Linked DNA regions of Homo sapiens: regions 2 and 3 are each linked to region 1. The links are chromatin loops, found by intact Hi-C in ENCODE. Cell type or tissue: dorsolateral prefrontal cortex. All regions are shown on one strand. Each heading gives the region's core, and the rest is flanking DNA. Links, peaks and the distances in the headings are about the cores only.

Region 1 (7,684 bases), core at 1,198-6,197:
AACCAGTCTCCCATTGTTCTGTATTTAATGTGTCTTTGAAATTTTCACCATTATAAATTACGTCTCAATGAACATCCTTCACAGAAATCTTTATGCACATATTTTAATATTTTCTTAGGGTAAATTTCTATAGGAATTCCTGGGTCACAAAGAATAAGTATTCTTAAAGTTCTGCATACAGACTTACAAATTGCCCTTCGGAGCATTTGCACCCATGTATGTTTCTACCAGCAGGGTGAGTGGCCAACAGTATTGTCCTTTGCACCTATGCTGATCCCACATTTGTTTTCTGATTTGTTCTGCTTTATTTTTGTTAGATGGATTTTTTATAAATGTGCCTTATTTTAAAGTACCTTTCTTTGGTTACTAGTTAGGTTGTATATGTTTATTGGCTATATTTTTCTTCTTTGGGTAATTGTCAATTTACGTCCTTTGTCCAGGTTTCTGTTTGGGTTTCTCATATTTTTCTTATTGATTTATAAGTGTTCTTTACATATTAAGGATAATAGCCATTTTCTGTCATATAAGTTGCAAGTATCTGCCAATTCATTGCTTTCCTATTGATTCTGGTTTTTTGTTTTTGTTTTTGTTTTTGTTTTGAGACAGAGTTTCACTCTTATTGCCCAGGCTGGAGTGCAATGGCACAATCTCAGCTCACTGCAGCCTCCACCTCCCAGGTTCAAGCGATTCTCCTGCCTCAGCCTCCCAAGTAACTGGGATTATAGGCATGCGCCACCACGCCTGGCTAATTTTGTATTTTTTAGTAGAGAGGGGATTTCACCATGTTAGTCAGGCTGGTCTCAAACTCCTGATCTCAGGTGATCCACCTGCCTTGGCCTCCCACAGTGCTGGGATTACAGATGTGAGCCAGTATGCCCAGCCTTTGATTCTGTTTTTGATGTATCATAGTTTTTCTTTTTACAGAAGCTGAATTTATCAATCATTTCCATTTATGATTTTGCCTTGATTTTTATGATTAGAAAAATGGGTAAATATTTACCTATAGTTTCTTCTTTCATAGCTTGCCTTTTTTCAAAAACCTTTGATCCACTGGAACTTTATTTGGGGCTATGTCTGTGTGCTTTTGAACATGATTTCAGGAGACTCACGGGGTGTCCAGGTTAAAAGGAAAGCGCCCAGTATCTGGGTTGGATGCTAATACCTACAAGAAGAGGCCAAACTTTCTTGCCCTGCCTGTGTAGGCACAAATATACACTCAGGTATACACTGATGCACACAAGCACATACACTCAGCTGTTCTCCACACATGCACATGTACATAGAAACACATACGTTCCTGTACTGTCACCAAAAACAAGCCCGGAGAAGAATATGTCCTAGTTTACAAAGGACGTGCACACCCCTGCCTCCTTGTGCCTCAGTCACACACAGGTTGGGCAGAGCTGTATTGCTTCCCTAGTTTGCAAGAGAGAAAACAGCGTCCAGAAACTATGGGCAACCTTACGGGCTGTATGCCCAGGAGGAAGGGCAGGAGGGTGTTGAAGCCACTACACTACCCCACACTTCAAGCACATATCAACGACAGATACGCACACCAGTCCCAGGGTGCTGTGGCCTGAAAGGGCTTCCCAACCACCAGGGCTCAAGGGTGGCTCTGCACCTGCCCCCCCGGACCTCCTGGATTCAAGGCCAGACCCCCACGAGGGAGGCAGGAGGAATATGCCAGGGAGCTGTGTGTGTGTGTTGCAGAGATGCCTGTGCCTTTTCCCCTAACATTTCCCTGCAGATGGCCTGGGGCCAAAAAGGATGTCTCCTCCTGTTATAAGTTATTGGGCCTCTCAGCCCCACTATGGGGCATGAAGAATGTCCCTCTGTGCCCATACATGCCTGGAGGTCTGTTCCTCAGCATGTGTGCATGCGTCTACATGTGTGTGTGCTTGTGAGCGTGTGTGTGCAAGATCCTGTGACTGCAGAGATAACTAATTATTAGCTCCCTCTGGCCTCGGGCCCCCATCTGTTCTGGGGCTGCTCTCCCTCCCTGGACTTCCGCTCTGTTTTCAAAGGGGCCCTGGTGCTGTCCTCCTCTCCCTTCCCTGCGGCTGACCAAAAAATAAAATAAAATGAAAGTCAGCCCCATCCCGCCCGTGCCAGGGAAGAGGCTGACAGGAGGTCTGCAAACTAGCGCTTATCAAAAGCTCCTTCTCAAATTCATTTCAATATCTGAGCCTCTGGTTTCCAAGGCAACATAATCTTTTCATCAAAGCAACTGGTAAAACCACTGGGATCCGATATTGTTTTGTTGGCAACTTGTCAAAACTGTCATTTTGTTAAAAAAAATTTTATAGATTTGTATAACCTACAAATATATATGGTGATCTATACCACTAATAATCATTAATAAAGTGCTACCCAGTAAAGCTTTCATAGTTCCTTCTCCCGCCCCCTCCTCCCTGGACGGGCGGGCGTGCTGCCTGCAAAATGCAGGAGTGGTAATTAGACGGCAGGGCTAGGAGGTGACGGGAGCCAGAGCAGGCTGCAGGAGCCTGTCTCCAACCCTCATCAGGCAGAGGCAGTCATTTGCCTTCTTCCTGAAGACTCTTTCCTCAGGGCTTTCCTGGGACCCCCTGTCCCCCATTCTCCCTTCTCCTGGCTACCCCGTCCCTCACCTAAAGTACTCACATCCCCTGGCCTGAGCCACAGCTGCCAGAGCGTGGATCAGTTAAAGAGGTAAACTGAGGCTGACCCAGCAACACCGCGAGGCAGGCCCATCAGCTCCCAGGGACCAAACCCAGGGCACACTCTGTCCGCTGCATCTCTAAAACTTGGAAAGGGCAAATAGGACAGAATCCTGCCTCGCATCCGACCCCGCCATCCTCTCCTCTGAGCCCCGGGCACTGAGGAAGATTTGGACGCTGGAGGGCCCCAGTTCTGCTTCTTAGAGCCTCTTTGCCTCTGCCCCGCAGGCTCCCAGCGAGTACGAGACGAGTCCAGAGCAGCTCTTCTACCGGATCGCCCACCTAAACCGCGGTCAGCAGTATCTGCTGTGGGTGGCCGCCGTCACCTCTGCCGGCCGGGGCAACAGCAGCGAGAAGGTGACCATCGAGCCTGCTGGCAAGGGTGAGAAGCCTGAGGCTGTGGCAGAGGGGCAAACACTTCCAAAAGCTCCCTTACAGAATCCTGGTTCTCCCCAGACAGGGTCTCTGCCTGCTCCGCTTTATCTGCCACCCAGCTGTGAGGAACTGGCCACCCGCCTGCCTCCCGCACACACCAAGACTGGGCCTCTGCTGCCCCCTGACTCCAGCAAAGCCTCACAACAGGCTGCCTCCGGCTCTTGCCTGGGGCGGGTGGACAGGGTGCACTCAGTTCCCGAGTCCAAACCCTACTCCCAGCTTGAAAAAGGGGGAGTCGCCTCTACCCCCAATTCAAAGCCGGGCCTTTGTCCCAATGCTCAGCTCCTCCAGAGGTGGCTACAGCCGGGTGTGCTGCTTCCACAGAGCAGCTGAGGCTCAAAGGAGAGCCCCCGTGCTGAACTGGACACCGGGCAGGGGTGATTCCAGCGATGGCGGATTCCTGCGATCCGCAGACCTTTACGGAGCGCGTGCTGTGAAGGAAGGCTCTGGGCTAGAATCAGACCCTCTTAGGGAGTGCCCCACTGAATCTCTGACCGGGACATGGGTGTGCCATGGGGGCTGCACCCCCACTTTTCAGAGGAATGACACTTCCAAGGCCTCATCCCAAGGGCAAGCTGTAGCAGCCGCGCAGGTAGAGCTGCAAGGCTGAGCGTCTGCCTCTCCCTGGGGCGTAGGAACTGGCCACAACTAGCCCAGGACCGCAGGTCCTCTACTTGCCGTTGGGCCTCCCTGGGCCCCTCCTCACTCCCCCACTCTCTTATCCACCGCAGCCCAGACGAGAGGAGGTGGTGCCTGCGCAGCCTGGCCAGCCTACCGGGGCCACTCAAGCTTCTCTTGGCCCAAACACAAGAGCCCCAAGCCCTACCCTGCCGCGGGCTCAGAGCCAGCCAGCATCTGATCGAGGGCCTACGGTGGGCCAGGGGCTTCCACCTGCCCTGCCAGCAGGGCTTGTTGACCCATTCCACAGCTGAGCAACCTGAGGCAGGAGTGGCATGGGCTGCAAAGACAACCGGGAAGGAGTGAGCTAGCTCTCCCAGCGCCAAGTCAGGGCTCTTTCCACACAGCCTCAGCACCTCCTACCACCCCCTAACCCCTACCACCAACCTCTTCTTCAGGAAGGGAAGGGGCCTAAAGCCTATCACCCTTCCAGAACAGCTAGCACTGGCCCAGAGGCAGGAGTGTGAGGGCTGGGCATCTTTGCAGAAGGCTGGCCTCTTCTCCTGGGGGCATTAAATAAACACGGTCCTAGAGAGCTGTGGACTTCCTAGAACACATTCACACAGCGTCACCTCACAGCCGCCCTGTGAGGTGGGAAAGACAACCACTCCTGCCCCCTTCCCCCATACACACACACGCACACACACACTGCACACTCATACATGTGCACACGCACAAACACATGCATATGCACGCGCACACACTTATACACACAGACCCACACATACATTTACGCACATACACATACTAATGTGCACACACATGCATACACACACTATACACACTAATATATGCATACACACATGCACACACATACACACTATACACACTAATACATGCATACACATATGCACACATATACACACATACACACTATACACACTAATACATGCACACACATATGCACATGCATACACACGCACACACACACTAGACACACTAATACATGCACACATGCACACACATACACACTATACACACTACATGCATATACGCATATACACACGCATACACACATGCATACACGTGCACACTCACATATGCACATACACAACATGCACTCACATGCATGTGCACAAACACGCATCTGCGCACACACATACACTAACACACACACACACATACACACACTCACATGCAGATGCACATACACACCCACACATACACACACATATGCACACACACCCTGAGACACAGATTCAGGGAGCCAACCCCAGCCTGTGGCAAAACCAGGTCTGGAACCTGATCTCTGGAGAAACTCTGAGAACACCCACAAAGCCCCCAGGCTTCTCACCGCCCCCGCATGGAGGCCGTCTTCATGTGGACCCCTCTGCCGGGCCTGTCTGGTGCCCCCACTGCTCCAAGCAGACCCCAGAACTCCCCTGCTCTGAGAGCCCCTTGGCACCTGGCACGACCAGCACAGGAGCCCACCCCCACGCCATGCACCTGAACCTCTCAGCTGCTCCCTCACTCTCACTCTCCCTCCACCCCAAGAAGGGCCCCAGCTCCATGGGCCTCCTCTACTCTCTGAGGCACTTGGGCACTTGGTTCCTTTAAATCTGGGCCTGGCGATCTCCCAGGCACTAGATGCATTTACCCACCCACCACACTCTGGGCACCTGTGGCCCCGCACCTTCTGTGATGCTGCTGACCCAGTCCTCCGCCACCACCCTTGGGACACTCCCGTCCTCTCTTCTGTGCCTGTGCATGCTGATCCTAGAGTTGGTCACTTCCCTGTCAGTCTGCATCCCCTCCTGTGGCCTCATCATGCCTGCTGACTCTCAGATCAGCGTCTTTGGTCCAGGCATCTCTCTGGTGCTCCAGAACACGCACCCACCTGTGGTCTAGCTACAGCTGTGGCTGCACTGTGGACTCAGTATGAGATGAAGCCATCCGGTCCTTCCTGCCAAGCCTGCCCCTCCTTCAGTGTGCCCTGTTCCCATGAGGGTGCCATCACTCACCTTGGTGGCCCAGCCAGAATCCTGGGAGCCATCCTTCCCTCCCCGCTCTCTTCCCCCAAACCAGCCAGACCCTAAGTTTTGTCAGCTCTTGCTCTGAGCCCCTCATCTCCCCACTGCTACGCATCACCTCCAGCCTGCATTCTGGCCACCATCCTGTCACGTTCTGTGTCCTCCAGGACCCCCTCCACCAAACTATCCTCTGCAAGCAGCCAGGATGCATCTGAAATCGGCTGAGGACACCACTCCTTTTTTTTTTTTTTTTTTTTTTTTTTTGAGACAGAGTCTTGCTCTGTCACCCAGCGTGGAGTGCAGTGGCATGATCTCGGCTCACTGCAACCTCCACCTCCCAGGTTCAAGCGATTCTCTCGCCTCAGCCTCCCGAGTAGCTGGGGTTACAGGCACCTGCCATCGTGCCCGGCTAATTTTTTGTATTTCTAGTAGAGAGACAGGGTTCTGCCATGTTGGCCAGGCTGGTCTTGAACTTCTGACTTCAACCTCAGGTGATCCGCCTGCCACAGCCTCCCAAAGTGCTGGGATTACAGGCGTGAGCCACCAGGCCTGTCCAACACCACTTCTTATAACCCTCTGGTGGCGGCTTTCTAAGAGGGAGTCCAGTCTCCTGGCCCTGCCAACAAAGCCCCCAAGATTCTACTTCTGCCCGTCCCCTTGGACTCAAGCTTTGGTTACCCCAGAGTATTTGCAAACCCTCACAGCTGCCGTGAGCTTCAGGTCTCCATGTCTGTGCTTAGTGCTATTCCCTCTTCTTGACATGTGTCTCCTTCCCTGCTTATAAAGTCTTTCTTAACCTTCAAGTCAGAGCTTCCAATTCCAGATGCTATTCCCGGCCGTTGCCTCCACTGCCCACTTATGGGCAGCATTCATTCCCCCTGCCTCGCACCCCTAGGCTTCCTCGTGCCTGCACCTACCATAGCATTTTGCCCCGTTATAATTTTTCCTTAAGTATCTGTCTCCCTCTTGGATGGTGATCAACGTGAGGACAGGGAATAAATCATACTCATTTTTTGAATCCTCAGAGCCTCTTGTGATCCTGACCATAACTGGTATTTCATCAATGTTTCTTGAGTCAATGTCTCCCAGCCAATATTCCCTGACACCTACCCCTCACCAAAAGCCCAAGGTGGAGGTCAGATCGGGGAGGGAGGATTTGAACTGTAAATCCAGGGGGCCCTAAGGAAGGAGGCCAGGATATTGTGCAGGGGTAGAAGTGGAGTGGCCCTCATCCTCTCCTCCCTGTAGCCCCAGCAAAGATCATCTCCTTTGGGGGCACCGTGACAACACCTTGGATGAAAGATGTTCGGCTGCCTTGCAATTCAGTGGGAGATCCAGCCCCTGCTGTGAAGTGGACCAAGGACAGGTGTGTGTCGGGACAGTGGAGGGATGGGGTGGCCCCAAAGAGGGATATAGTAGAAGAGCGGTGTGGAGAAGAGTCTGGGGCCCTCCTGCCTGGTGACCCGGTTGCCTCCAGGCCTGCAGAGGCCCTGCAGGGTGTGCTGCTACTGCTCTCTCAAGCAGGCCTGGCCTCCTGGCTCCCCTCTTGGGAGCCAAGGACCTCCCTTCCCCGGATGGTTAAAGAGGCTGGGTTACCTCATACCCCCAGGGAGTGCTGAGCAAAGCCCCAAGAACCCGGCGTTCCCTGGCGAGCCTCCTTCCACCCCCAGCTCTCTTTGTCACACACCGGGGGGAGGGCCTCAGGAGGAAGGGGTGCTTGACATGACCCACCCGCCCCATCCTCGCCCCTGGCAGTGAAGACTCGGCCATTCCAGTGTCCATGGATGGGCACCGGCTCATCCACACCAATGGCACACTGCTGCTGCGTGCAGTGAAGGCTGAGGACTCTGGCTACTACACGTGCACGGCCACCAACACTGGTGGCTTTGACACCATCATCGTCAA
Region 2 (6,342 bases), core at 1,343-6,342, 220 kb before region 1:
CCACCTCCCAGGGTTGTTGTAGGAATAAAGGGGACCATGTGTATAAAACCCTCAGTGCATAATAATGCGAATGGTGTTTGGCTGTTATATTGTTCTCAGAGTCAGGTCAACTTGCTTTCTCTGACATCGGGCACCTAATGAGCAGTAGTAGATCATCTGGCACTAGATTCCATATCCCTCCCTTCTTCTCCACTGCAAGAATTACAAACACAAATCTGCCTTCGATGTGTTCGGATACAGGGTGGCTCATGGGACAGGAAAAAGTACTGGATACTGAATGGGAAGCAGCATTTCCTCTTGGGAGTAAGGATGCTGCCAAGCCTCCAACCACCTTTTTCTGGGTGCTATAATCAACGATCAACTCTGAAGGTTGGATTCTGTTTCAGGTCAGGAGGTGGCTTTTGAGGCACTTAAAACAGAGGAGGAAGTCAGGCTGAGGGGCTAGTGGGAAACTGAGTCCTGGATGCAAAGAGGAAGGAAGAGTTGGGAAGAAGCAGAAAGGAGTTAACTATCTGGAACCAGTCTCAGTGTCTGGGCTGGCTCTTCAGTGCCCAAGGAGATGAGCACCGCCCCCAGCCCCGGCCACCCTGGCAAGCTGGCCCATTAGAGAGTGAGGGGCTAGTCAGACCCCGGGCAGAACCATTACCAATGTTGACTTATTTATTTACTTTTTATGAGACGGAGTCTCTGTCACCCAGGCTGGAGTGCAGTGGTGCCATCTTGGCTCACTACAACCTCTGCCTCCCGGGTTCAAGCAATTATCGTGCCTCAACCTCCCGAGTAGCTAGGATTATAGGCATGCACCACCACGCCCAGCTGATTTTTGTATTTTTAGTAGAGACAGGGTTTCACCATGTTGGCCAGGCTGGTCTCGAACTCCTGACCTCAAGTGATCCACCCACCTTGGCCTCCCGAAGTGCTGGGATTACAGGCGTGAGCCATCGTGCCCAACCACCAACATTGACTTTGTCAGGAGAGCAGGCTCCTTGTCCCACCTGAGCCTGCCAGCCATCTCGGGAAAGCTGGGTGTTGCTCCTTGGACCCCCCAGCTGCTGTCCAGACTCCTGGATGAACCAACCACCCAGACCAGGCCACTAACACCTGCTGACTGCCCACCTGACAGCCCTACCCCCAAAACTGCATGATGGTGAATACATGGATTCGGACAGTAATTACCTGCATTATGGAGAGCTTACCACGTGCCACGCATCTGCTAGGCACTCCAGATCCATCACTGCATTTCATCCTTCCAGCCACCCTGAGAGAGGCAGAGGCATTGAAATCACCACTTTACAGAAGAAGAGATCAAGGCTTATAGCCCTCTGAGGTAGCCACATCTAAAACCAAGCCTGAATTTGCGACCTTCCTTTAGACAATGCACTCCTGCCGGGGCCAGCCCTTCAGAGGGGTCTTTTGCCCGTAGCTCAGGCCTCATACTCCCCACCACCTGAGGCTGAGGCTGTTCTGCAGAACTGGGGGTGGGACACAGGCTCAGTGAGGGAGAGAGAGGAGTGGGAAGTTGGGATAGTACCCAGAGAGAGAGGCCCGGCAGCAGCTTTGTCCTCAGGGGCATTTGGCAGCAGCTGAGAGGCCAGATCAGGAAACAGGCAGAAAGTCAAACCAGGGATAAGACAAGAACAAAGGCCTGAAGTCCTAGGGGTACTCTGTTATAATGTAGGCGTCTGACTATTAGACAGAGGCAGGGGCACTAACATTGATTACACAACTTCTAAAATCCACTATGGAAAATGCTAGCTACTGGGTGGGTTCTTTGCATGTGTGATCTTGTTTGATCCCCAGCACGCTTACAGCAGGTATTAACACTCCCAATTTACAGATGTGGAAATTGATGCTGAAGAGGCTGGCTCGAGGGTCCACTGGTAGGAAGCACCGGAGGCTGGATGTGACCTCAGGGCCTTCTGAGATCCATGCCCCTCTCACCATACTATTCTGCTTCCTGGGGCCCAAGGAGGCCAACAAACAGCCCCTCGGAGCATTACAGGGTTCTCAGCAGCAGCCCTGAGCTCTGACCGCAGTGATGGAGGAGAACCAGCCACTGACCAACTGCCCAAAAGTCCTTCCTCAATCCTCACGCAGGCAATAGAGAGAGAGGGTCCTGGACTGTGTTTGGTGTTGTGTGTGCCTTTGCAAAAGTCTCTGACTTCCCAGAGCAATGGATTCCTCATCTGGGAAATGAGGAGGTTGGGCTGACTATAGATCCCTGTTTCTTTCCTTTTTTGACTCTTTGCCAACCTATACGTTGGCAGTGTCTTAGGGCTGTGTGGCATTGCCTCACACCTTACTAGCCCCGTGTCCTGGGCAGGGACTGAGGCCGTTGGGATTATGGGCTCAGGTACCATGCTGCCTGGTGTGAATCCCAGTTCCACGCATGCTGCCTGTGTGATGGTGGGCGAGTTACTATCTCTGGGCCCAGTCTCCTCATCTGTAAAATAGGGACAATGACAATACCTGGCTGCAGAGATAGATTTTCCAGGAAGCCATTGCAGCTTAAGCTTCAGAGCCCCTTATTTGCACAGACCCAATCTGAGGCCCTATTTTATAAGTAGACTGCCAAAATCATATGCACTTCACATCCAAAAACCCGGAGCCACTCCTGCCTGAGTGTTCCTGAGTACGCACTCGGCTCTTAGACCACAGCTCGCGTACTCTGTGCCCACAGGAAGGGTTAGCTGTGCTTGTGGCTGTCATTGCTGTTATTCCATTGAGGTAGCCTCATTTTACAGAAAAGAAACCAAATCTTAGATATGTCCTTTGACTTGTTTATAACTGCCCAGCTCGTACGAGCCGACTTCCAGTCCCCTTGGGGACACCAGAGAAGAAAATGAGCTAGTCCTGGACTTCAAGGGGCCGATTGTGTGGTCAGGGAGACTGGGCCCACATGAACAAGGCATCACAACTGTGAAAAGCCATAGGTCAGAGGCCAGCCTGGGAGCAGCTCGAGGGCTCAGGGAGGGTCATAAGGGCAGGAGTTGTCAGCACAGACTTCGGCAGGAAATAGGACTTCCACTGAGATGGGCGGGGCTTGGCCTGGCTACCAACAAGCATGGCAAAGTGAGAGAAACAAGAAGGAAAGGCAGAAAGGGTGCTGGGTCTGGGGGTGCCCAGATCAGCAGGCAGACCACAGTGTTTGTTGATAGACGTGGTTCTGAAGGTGCCCAGCAGACACGCGGCCGTGAAAGGGACAAGGTAGCTGCTTGTTCAGCTAAGGCAAAGCCAGGAGGAGTAGGGGTGTGGAACTCCACCATCATGGGTCTGTGGGTGTATTCTTTTAAAGACAGCTAGAGGCTCTGAGAATGCTAGGCCTCCCCATGTATTGTCATTAGTTTGTAAACCAGGCCATCAGGAAACAGTTCCGCAAAAATCCATGAATACTCATAACACTCGTCAACCAAAAATGCGAGGAGCTCCCTTTGTGGAGTGTCCATTACGGGGTAGACATTGTGCTAAGTGCCCCCTACCCTTTTTTAAATTGAGGTGAAATTCACATACAGCGCTAGGTACTTTTCATATACAAGCGTAACACCTCAAAACAGCAATGTAAGGTAGGAGCTGTCATCCCTATTTTTGCAGAAAGGGGAACTGAGCCTCCTTGAGATGATGTGACTTGATCTCTGTCACATGGCAGGGAGGTGTCAGAGGGGCCCTGGGAAGTAGATCTGAGTGGATTCAAAGTCCCCACCCTCTCTATCCCACTGCAATTCATAAATGTACTTATTCATATAAATTGTTGAATAAATAAAAATACCTGCTCAGAAAGCCTGTCAGCAGCCACCGCTCCTTAGAGTGTCATTGTTGTAGATTTGGCTAATTGCCTACCACGGCCCCTCGCCGGTCTAGGCCTCGGGTTCTCTGCAAGTCTGGCTGAATGTGGGCCCCTGAGCTGTTTGTCTGAAACGCTGCCACCATTCCTCTCTGGACTGAGAGTCCTGATCCCCTCCCCTGGCCTCCTCTCCCAGCATCCTGGAACTACGCCCTCTCTCTTCCCAGGCCCGGCCCCTCCTCCCGGCTGCTGGGAGCCACGGCATTTTCTGGGGTGCACTGTTGTGTCTCCAATGTTTGGTGATGGCGCTGAGCAATACAGCCTTGCAGCCGGCCTTGCTGTACTTGTTACAGCTCAGCGGAAACACTGGTGCTCTTTGGAAGAGCAGGGGAGGAATAAATGTTTCAGTCACGCTATAAATAATGTAGCGGGGAAAGATGTTGTGTAAGTGGTGCTCTGGGTTTTGCCAGGAGGTATGTTTTCCTTCCTTCTTTCTTTTTTCTCTTTTACCTTCCTCCCCCAGCCCCCCTGTACTCAGTCCGATACAGAATGCCTCCCACCAGGGATCAGAGGGAAACAGCTCTGCTCCAAGGGAAGGAGAAGATTAAACTGTTGAAACTAAACAAATCAATCCCTGTAGGGAAAGGGCAGGGGGAGGGGAAGTTCTGGCCTGGCCGGGCACTTGGCGGCGATGTGGGCACAGTGAGAGAGAGCCTCCTGGAAGAGACTGGGTTCACTCCTTCCAGTGGCAGTGGGAGAGGGGCAGGAAGTACCATGGAGAGCCTCCTGTATCTCCATGGTACTTCCTGCCATGGATTCTAGCCCTTCCACTTTCTCAGTCCAGCACGTGGAAGAGCTCCCAGAGGGATGCTGGCTGGCTTCTGCTTACAGGACTGACACCACTGGTGGGGGATGGCCTCAGAGTCCTGGGCGCCAGGCTGGGAAACCAAAGGTAGAGGAAGCAGAAGCAGAGCCCAGTTTGGGGGAAAGGTGGGAGCAAAGACTGAACCCAGGTAGGAGGGCCAGGTGGAGCCATGACAGCAAGGTAAGCCGTGAGATCAGAAGCACTGTGGGAGGTGGGCAGGCTGTCAGGGCTGACTCTGCGATATAGCAAGGATATCGAAGGCTGGCTTTTCGGTAGCGTGCAATGCCATGGGTCTGAGAGTGGGTCTCATGCTGAAAGATGCCTTTGCCTTCTTCCTGCTGCTCTGGGCCTCAGCGTTGCCTGGGGTTCAGCCAGCATCGGATGGAGTCCTTCCCCATCTCCGGGGGGCAAGTGGATGTGGTAAGGCAAAGGCAATGACAACTCCGGTAGGGCTTATATCCGGGAACCAGAAGAACCCGTGATGTTTTTCTGAGTCTACATTTATTTAAATGCCGCCTGGCAATCACATGCTTGGGAATCATCTGGGGAGCTTGTTAAAAATTGCAGATTTCTTGTCCCCATTCCAGGCCTACTGAATTCAAATTTTGAGTGGGGCCCAAGAATCTGCATTTTAAGTAAGCACGCTGGGTGACTCTAATTTGCAAGAATTTTGTTAACCCCTATTTAAGAGCTGCATTCCACATCTTCGGTTTGAAAGGATTTGCTGGAGAAAGCCTCTACACCTACCTGAAAACCAATGTCCCTGTGTAATTGAATACTGTCCATTTCACAATCTAGAAACATTGACTAAGCACCTACTATGTGCAGGGTGTTGTGCTAGGCTGTTGCCTGGAGCCAAAGACACAGTCTTAGGATGGAAGGGATCTCAGAGAGCATCTGCCACCCATGAGAGAGCCTTTTCTCTGGCATTCTCGACGAGTGGTCATCCGTGAACTCACGACTCTGTGAGACAGCCAAGTCTGCAGTTGGCTGGATTGCAGGTCCTGATTCTGCCTCCGGGCATTTGGGCCAATTGTGCTCCCTCTCATACATGACAGCCCTTCACATTTCGAAGCCGTCTGTCATGCTACCTTGAAATCTCTTTTCCAGACTGAAAACTACTGGTTCCATGAAAGGGAGCGTTTGCCTAGACTTCTCAGTTTCCTCCTCACCTGCTTCAGCCTTCTCTTCTCTGAATACTTGGGTTAGTGACCATCCTTTTTTAAAAAAACATGGCACTTGCCCCTGGGGTGTGACCAACAGAAGTGAAGGACTGAGACAAACCCTCTCTTCCCTTTTTCTGGATACAGACCAGCCTTTGTCCTGGGATGCTGCCTTTAGAGGAGAGAGGCTGCTCCTCCAGGACAGCATTTAGTGGCAGAAGCACTTCTGAGAAAGGCAAGAAACAAGTTGCATCCAGGCCACTCCAAGCCCTCATGGTCCTTAGTGCTGAAGTCTCGCTGACCCAGAGTTTGGGTACTGGTGTCTGGCCTTCAAGGAACTGTTTGGTGGGCAACAGCCAGCAGGCAGGCCTCAACCCTAGACTATGCTAGAAGGTGCCAACTCTGCCTTCCATCCAGCCACTCTTTTTCATAGGCCCAGTCCCTATGACTCTATTAGTCACCATCTGACATCCTCAGCTCTTCCCCTCCATCCAGGCAGTGCCAGGAAAAAGCTGCTCATTAGCAAGGAAAGA
Region 3 (6,342 bases), core at 1,343-6,342, 99 kb before region 1:
GATGAGTTGTGTGACGCTGTGCTTCGGTTTCCTCCACGGGGGATGAGATCTGAGTCTTTGATTGAGGGTGCAGATGAGGCCCAGCCTGTGTTAACGACCCATTCCCAGGGCTAGTTCCCTGCCCACCTCATCCCTGGATGATGCCTTCAGCTTCCTCCCTGCCTCCCCTCAGCTCCTGGCCCCTGATGCCCACCGGATGGTCTTAGACTCAGTCTTTCTTCCCCATCACATTCTCTGAACCCAGCCTGTACAGTACAGCCTGAAGCCTGGTGACCTTCAGAATTGGCTCCCCTCTGCCTTTCTCCCCTCCCCATCTTCATGTCTTTGCAGAGCAGGACCCGGTTCTAGAATGTCTGTTAGTGCTGGAAGAGTCCTAGGGAAGAGCATGTCCAGATGAGGAGTGTATTCATTTTCTCTGGCTGCCATAACACAATACCACAGACTGGGTGGCCTAAACAAATTTCTTTCTTACAGTTCTGGAGGCTGGAAGTCTAAGGTCAAGGTCATGGCAGGTGTGGTTTCTGGTGAGGCCTCTCTCCCTGGCTTGCAGATGGCCACCTTCTCGCTGTGTCCTCACATGGCCTTTTCTCTGTGTGTGCACATCCTTGTGTTTTGTGTGTGTGTGTGTGTGTGTGTGTGTTTTTTTTTACGGAATCTTGCTCTGTCGCCCAGGCTAGAGTGTGGTGGCACGATCTCAGCTCACCACAACCTCCACCTCCTGGGTTCAAGCAATTCTCCTGCCTCGGCCTCCCGAGTATCTGGGATTACAGGCGCCCGCCACCACGCCCAGCTAGTTTTTGTATTTTTAGTAGAGACCGGGTTTTTTCATCTTGGCCAGGCTGGTCTCAAACTCCCGACATCGTGATCCACCCATCTCAGCCTCCCAAAGTGCTGGGATTACAGGCATGAGCCACCACACCCAGCCTCTTCCTCTTGTTATAAGGGCATCATCAGTCAGGACCCCACCCTCATGACTTCATTTAACCTTAACCACCTCTTTAAAGGCTCTATCTCCAGATACAGTTGCATTGGGAGTTAAGGCTTCAACATAACATGTTGGGGGAAACAATTCAGTCCAAAACAAGGAGGATCTAAAACCTAGAGCCAGCCTGGCCTGAGCTGGGACTTGAATCCCTGTTCCCGACTCACATCTCATGTGCTTTTCACTCTGCTACAAATCTCCCTCTGGGGTACTGAGTTGAGGGTTTACAATCCTAGGAGTTCAGAGTCCAAGGAAAGGAGAGGAAGAAGGATGGGCCTGGCTTCCCTTGGTTTTTTCAAACCCAGGCTGGCAGGGACTCCCAGGTTATTCACCATCAGCAGGTGGAACCAAAAGGAAAGAAAGGAAGGTGCCCTGCAGAGTCCGCCTTGACTTGCTCCCCGCAGGCTGCCCTGGTGCCAGGGCCCCCAGGCAGGAGCTAATTCCCGCCAGCCAGGAAGTATCCATCACCCTCAACTGCCCTGCCCCACAGCACAAATAGCTTGGGAGGAAAGGACAGCCCTGATTGTGGGGCAAGTTATCTCATTAGTCCTATGAACTATCTGCAGGCTCCACACTGCAGGCTGACGACACTGTTTTTATAAATCTGTATTGCATGGAGCAGCAACTGGTAACCTGTATTGATTGCAATTTCTCTTTTTGAATTGGGAGGTCCCTGGGGGCCAGTTGAGGTACTTCGAGGCCCTGGCATCCTGAAGCTACCCCAGGAAACAGACTTGAGCTGTGACAGACTAAGTAGCTCTTCTCTTCCAAGAGAGACAACGATTTTTTTCTGACCCTGTGGCCAAAGCCTGGTCTCAATGCAAAGCCTCACCCTATTCGCTTCCTCCTCCCTCTGACTCCATATCCCCCATTGCCTACTGGGACCTTCCTTGCAGAGGAAATGGGGGAGGCAAAGCAGGAAACCCCTTCCTCAGCTTCTGGTTTTCCTGCTTCAGGAAGGCATCTGACTCCAATAGTGGAAAAGCAGCTCCCAACCCCATGTGAATACCTATGCACTACATACGCATCATAGACCTGCCTCCCATTTAGTATTAAGATCTTTAAAAAAAACAAAACAAACAAAAAAAAAACTGCCCTATAAGCATGCAGTGCATATACATCACAACAGCCTTTCATAAGTATTGTTGCATGGACACCACAGAAGAACTCCACGAACAGAGAAAATCGGGGTTTAGAATCCCTAATTTGGGGGTGAGCAAACGCCCAGAAAGGTTAACAGGTGTTCCTAAAGCCACACAGCTGGTAGGTGGCAGGTCTCAAACCTCCAAATACAGAGCTCTGTATAGTACCCATTGGGACCTATGCCTCCCTAAGCTGCCAGCCCCTTTCTTGTCCCCTACAATGCCCCATCAGCCTGTGCAAGTGTACCCAACAGGTACATGCACCAGCACAGGGTCACACACCAGCGCAGGTACACATGCCAGTGCAGGTACACACACCAGCACAGGGTCACACACCAGCACAGGTACACAACATGCCAGCACAGATACACAACATGCCAGTGCAGGTACACACACCAGTGCAGGTACACACACGAGCACAGGTTCACAAGCCAGTGCAGGTACACAACATGCCAGCGCATGCACCATGCTCCCTTGCAGGCACATTCAGCCACCTGCCCAAGATCACACTTCCCACTAACACATGGCAACTGATCATGGCAGGATTTTTTTTCTCCCTAAGCCTCAGCTTCTGAGTCCCCCTAACCTCTTACTTCACTCTGCACTAGCCTGTGAGATCATTCATCCACTCTTTCATTCAGTAACTGTAATGTCTTCCAAAACTGGTCTCATCTCACCATTTGCCCACCCACCTACTGTGGCCCTGGCTAGTGAGAGGGAAGCCTCCATCGGAAGAATGAAGAGGCCAGGGGACCAACCTCTGCCCAGAAAGGAGAGAGAAGTCCACCTCACGGGGAAGGGGTTAGCCAAAGCACCCCCAGCATGCAGCACACACTTTCCTGGCAGCAGGGTTGGAGGAAACAGCTCTGAATTTGTGTTCAGGAGCCCCAGGTGTGAGTCCAGGCTCTTCCACTCACTAGATGTGTGGCTTGAACAAGTCTCTTAGCCCAAGCCATAATTTCCTCATCTGTAAAGGAAGAGAAGGATGGTCTTCCTAGGTGTGTACCAATGGTCAAGAGAGGGAAGATGTGCCTGGCACAGTGCCTAGTATTTGATAGGCATTTCAGCACATGGGTGCCCACTGATTCATGCACCTCGGGGTGCTTTTCTCGCAGTTTTTATAACAATTTAAGATATTTCACCTGGATCTCTCTCCAAATCCAAAGTACAGTGCTTGGAGAGAGGTACCTAAAAGAGTTGGGGAGGGGAAGTTTATAGCTGCTGGTGCCTGGACACAGGGCTTCTTCCACAAGGGCCCGAGCTGTGGAAACCTTTCATGTGTAAGAGATTGAGCTCCCCTTAAGACAGGCAGAGATGGAACCACCCAAGGCAGCTTGAGTCCAGGGCTTCTCTTTCCTCAGAGCACAGCACTACATCGCCTGCACTGTTTTTTTTTTGTTGTTGTTGTTGTTGTTGTTTTTGTGTTTTGTTTTGTTTTGTTTTGTTTTGTTTTTTTGATAGGGAGTCTCACTCTGTCTCCCAGCTGAAATGCAGTCATGCGATCTCGGCTCACTGCTGGATTCAAGCGATTCTCCTGTCTCAGCCTTCTGAGTAGCTGAAATTACAGGAGCCTGACACCATACCCAGCTAATTTTTGTATTTTAGTAGAGACGGGGTTTCACCATGTTGCCCAGGCTGGTCTCAAACTCCAGACCTCAAGTGATCCACCCTACTTGGCCTCCCAAAGTGCTGGGATTACAGGCATGAGCCACAGTGCCCGGCCTCATTGCATCTTCTATTTCACATACCTCTGATCTGAATGTTGGGTCCTGGACTTGAATGTGGTTCCATCCTGAAACCAGCAGCCCTGTGTTGCTAGTAGTCCCTCTTCGGGCTGGGGGTAGCATTTCCAATCTAATCACCTAACGAAGAAGAGGTACATCTTTAGTCGGAGAGGGACACAGAAGCCGGGATGCTACTGAGGGAGTGTCTGTTCCCACCTTCCCCCTGGGCCCTGCCATGGGAAGTGTGAGGTCCCACTGCCCACATGGGCTCAGCTGGGAGGCCTTGCAGGGGCCTCACTAAGATAAGACCACCATGGCTTACAGTCCAGACAACCTGGGCTGTGTTCTTGTCTGTACTTTTTCTCTTCTGTTAGCTCCAAACCATCCATCTTGCTTTATGTCCCAAGCTGGGGAAACAAGGAAAGGATCAAAGTGGCCCAAAGAGGAAATAGTGGCCCAAACCATTGCAATGTGGCAGCAGTGGCTAGAGGGGGAGAGACAACCAGGGCACAGGGCACATTGGGAACAGGAGTCCAGGTTGGAAGTTCAGCTGCCTCACCCCATGTGGAGATGCCTCCTCCACTGCCAGGATTCATTGATTCAACACATCAGATGTTCACTGAGCATCTGCTGTGTGCAAGATGTCTTCTGGAGCTGGCATACAGGGTGAACCAAAATAACTTCTTGCTCTCAAACAGAAGCAGCGTGTGCTCCAAGGACAAATAAAGCAGAGTAAAGAGTTGGGCAGGGACGAGGGACACAGTCTAATTTTTAGAGAGTGGTCAGACAAGACTTCTCCAAGGAGCTGTCTACTAAGCAGAGACCTGAATGAGGCCAGAAGTAAGTCAAGGAAAAAGCATTTCAGGCCAAAAGGAATTTGTGACAGCAAAGGCCTTGGGGTGGAAGTGTGCAAATGCACGTGCAGACACACGCATTTTAAAATCCCCGTAGTAGATGATCCTCAAGGGTTATTGCAGCTCCAACATTCCTTAAGCCGTGAACTTCTAAATCGCTGGGGGAGAAAGGTTCTTAAGGATGGTCTGGTTTATTTCTTCTATTCAAGACTGAAATCCCCTACGCAATATCTCAGCCAAGGGTTTCTTCAGCATCAACTTAAATACCCCCCAGTGACAGGAGACTCACTACCTGACAAAGACACTCATTCCAACTTTTTTTATTATTATTACTGTACTTTAAGTTCCAGGGTACATGTGCACAACATGCAGGTTTGTTACAGAGGCATACATGTGCCATGTTGGTTTGCTGCACCCATCAACTCGTCATTTACATGAGGTATTTCTCCTAATGCTATCCCTCCCCCCAGCCCCTCATCCCCCGACAGGCCCTAGTGTGTGATGTTCCCCGCCCTGTGTCCAAGTGATTTCATTGTTCAAATCCCACCTATCACTCATTCCAACTTTTTATAGCCTTGACTTAAATTTTTTTTCAACTTTAATTGTGGTAAAATATACATAACATAAAATTTACCATCTTAATCATTTTTAAGGGTTAAGTTCAGTCATGTTTAAGTTCAGTTGCCTTTTGTAAAACTGAAACTCCATTCCCTTTAAACCAGCAGTCCCCCACTGGTTTCATGGAAGACGATATTTCCACGGGACAGGGGTAGGGGGATACGGGTGAAACTGTTTCATTTCAGATCATGAGGCATTAGATTCTCATAAGGAGCGTGCAACCTAGATCCCTCGCAGGCACAGTTCACAATAGGGTTCGCACTCCTGTGAGAATCTAATGCTGCTGCTGATCTGACAGGAGGAAATGCTCGCTCGCCTGCCACTCACCTCCAGCTCTGAGGCCCAGTTACTAACAGGCCACGAACAGGTACTGGTCCACGGCCCCAAGGTTGGGAACCCCTGCATTAAACAACTCCCCCTTTTCCCTCCCTCTAGCCCCTAGCAACCACCATTCTACTTTCTGTCTCTATGAGCTTGACAACTCCAATACTTCCTATAAGTAAAGTAGAATCATGCCATATTTGCCTTTTTGCAGTTGGCTTATTTCACTTAGGATAATGTCCTCAAGACGCATCCATGTTGAAGCACGTGCCCAAATTTCCATCTTTTTCAAGACTGAATAATATTCCATTGTATGTATATATCACATGTCGTTTATCCATTTGTCTGTTGATGGACAGTTTGGTTTCTTCCACCTTTTTGGCTATTGTGAATAACGCTGCTATGAACTTGGGTGTGCAAATATCTCTCTCCCTGCTTTCAGTTCTTTTGGATATATACCCATAAGTAGAATCACTGGATCGTATAGTAATTCTATTTTTTATTTTGGGGGGAACCATCACACTACTTAATCTTGACTTTTGAATGCTCACTTTTGTGTGCATCTGGCAAACCTCTTGCCACTGCTAATTAGACCTTTATTCCTTTTTTTTTTTTTTTTTTTTTTTTGACAGAGTTTTACTCTTGTTGCCCAGGCTGGAGTGCAATGGCGTGATCTCAGCTCTCTGCAACATCCACCTCCC

The links. Peaks named below come from ENCODE experiments on the same cell type or tissue, not always from the same donor. Only the 100,000 strongest peaks of a DNase experiment are listed, where the experiment ranks them.
Region 2: a loop joins it to region 1, with 2.2 times the contacts of the local background. A loop is called at or near these places in 1 of 110 quality-filtered maps.
Region 3: it touches region 1 in a loop (2.2-fold over the local background); 1 of 110 quality-filtered maps calls a loop at or near these places.

Annotation. Positions count from the first base shown.
Region 1 is chr11:117,439,280-117,446,963 of GRCh38, reverse strand. DSCAML1 (DS cell adhesion molecule like 1) reads left to right here. Exons shown (of 33, transcript NM_020693.4): 21 at 2,925-3,078; 22 at 7,028-7,145; 23 at 7,535-7,684. Among named protein-coding and RNA genes, the nearest start is that of CEP164, 120 kb to the right of the region's middle. RefSeq lists an enhancer at 3,428-4,408. In dorsolateral prefrontal cortex, for the core only: a CTCF peak has its summit at 3,242; a DNase peak (open chromatin) is centred at 3,233; H3K4me3 peaks cover 340 bases; H3K27ac peaks cover 1,418 bases.
Region 2 is chr11:117,661,741-117,668,082 of GRCh38, reverse strand. The region is part of intron 3 of DSCAML1 (DS cell adhesion molecule like 1); the gene reads left to right. It overlaps LOC105369515 (a long non-coding RNA gene), which reads right to left. Exons shown (of 3, transcript XR_948060.3): 2 at 1,177-1,258. Among named protein-coding and RNA genes, the nearest start is that of DSCAML1, 130 kb to the left of the region's middle. RefSeq lists an enhancer at 4,616-5,301. In dorsolateral prefrontal cortex, for the core only: CTCF peaks have their summits at 4,001 and 4,208; DNase peaks (open chromatin) are centred at 3,046, 3,992 and 4,472; H3K4me3 peaks cover 1,565 bases; H3K27ac peaks cover 5,000 bases.
Region 3 is chr11:117,539,533-117,545,874 of GRCh38, reverse strand. The region is part of intron 3 of DSCAML1 (DS cell adhesion molecule like 1); the gene reads left to right. Among named protein-coding and RNA genes, the nearest start is that of CEP164, 210 kb to the right of the region's middle. In dorsolateral prefrontal cortex, for the core only: no CTCF peak of the experiment used is centred there; no DNase peak of the experiment used is centred there.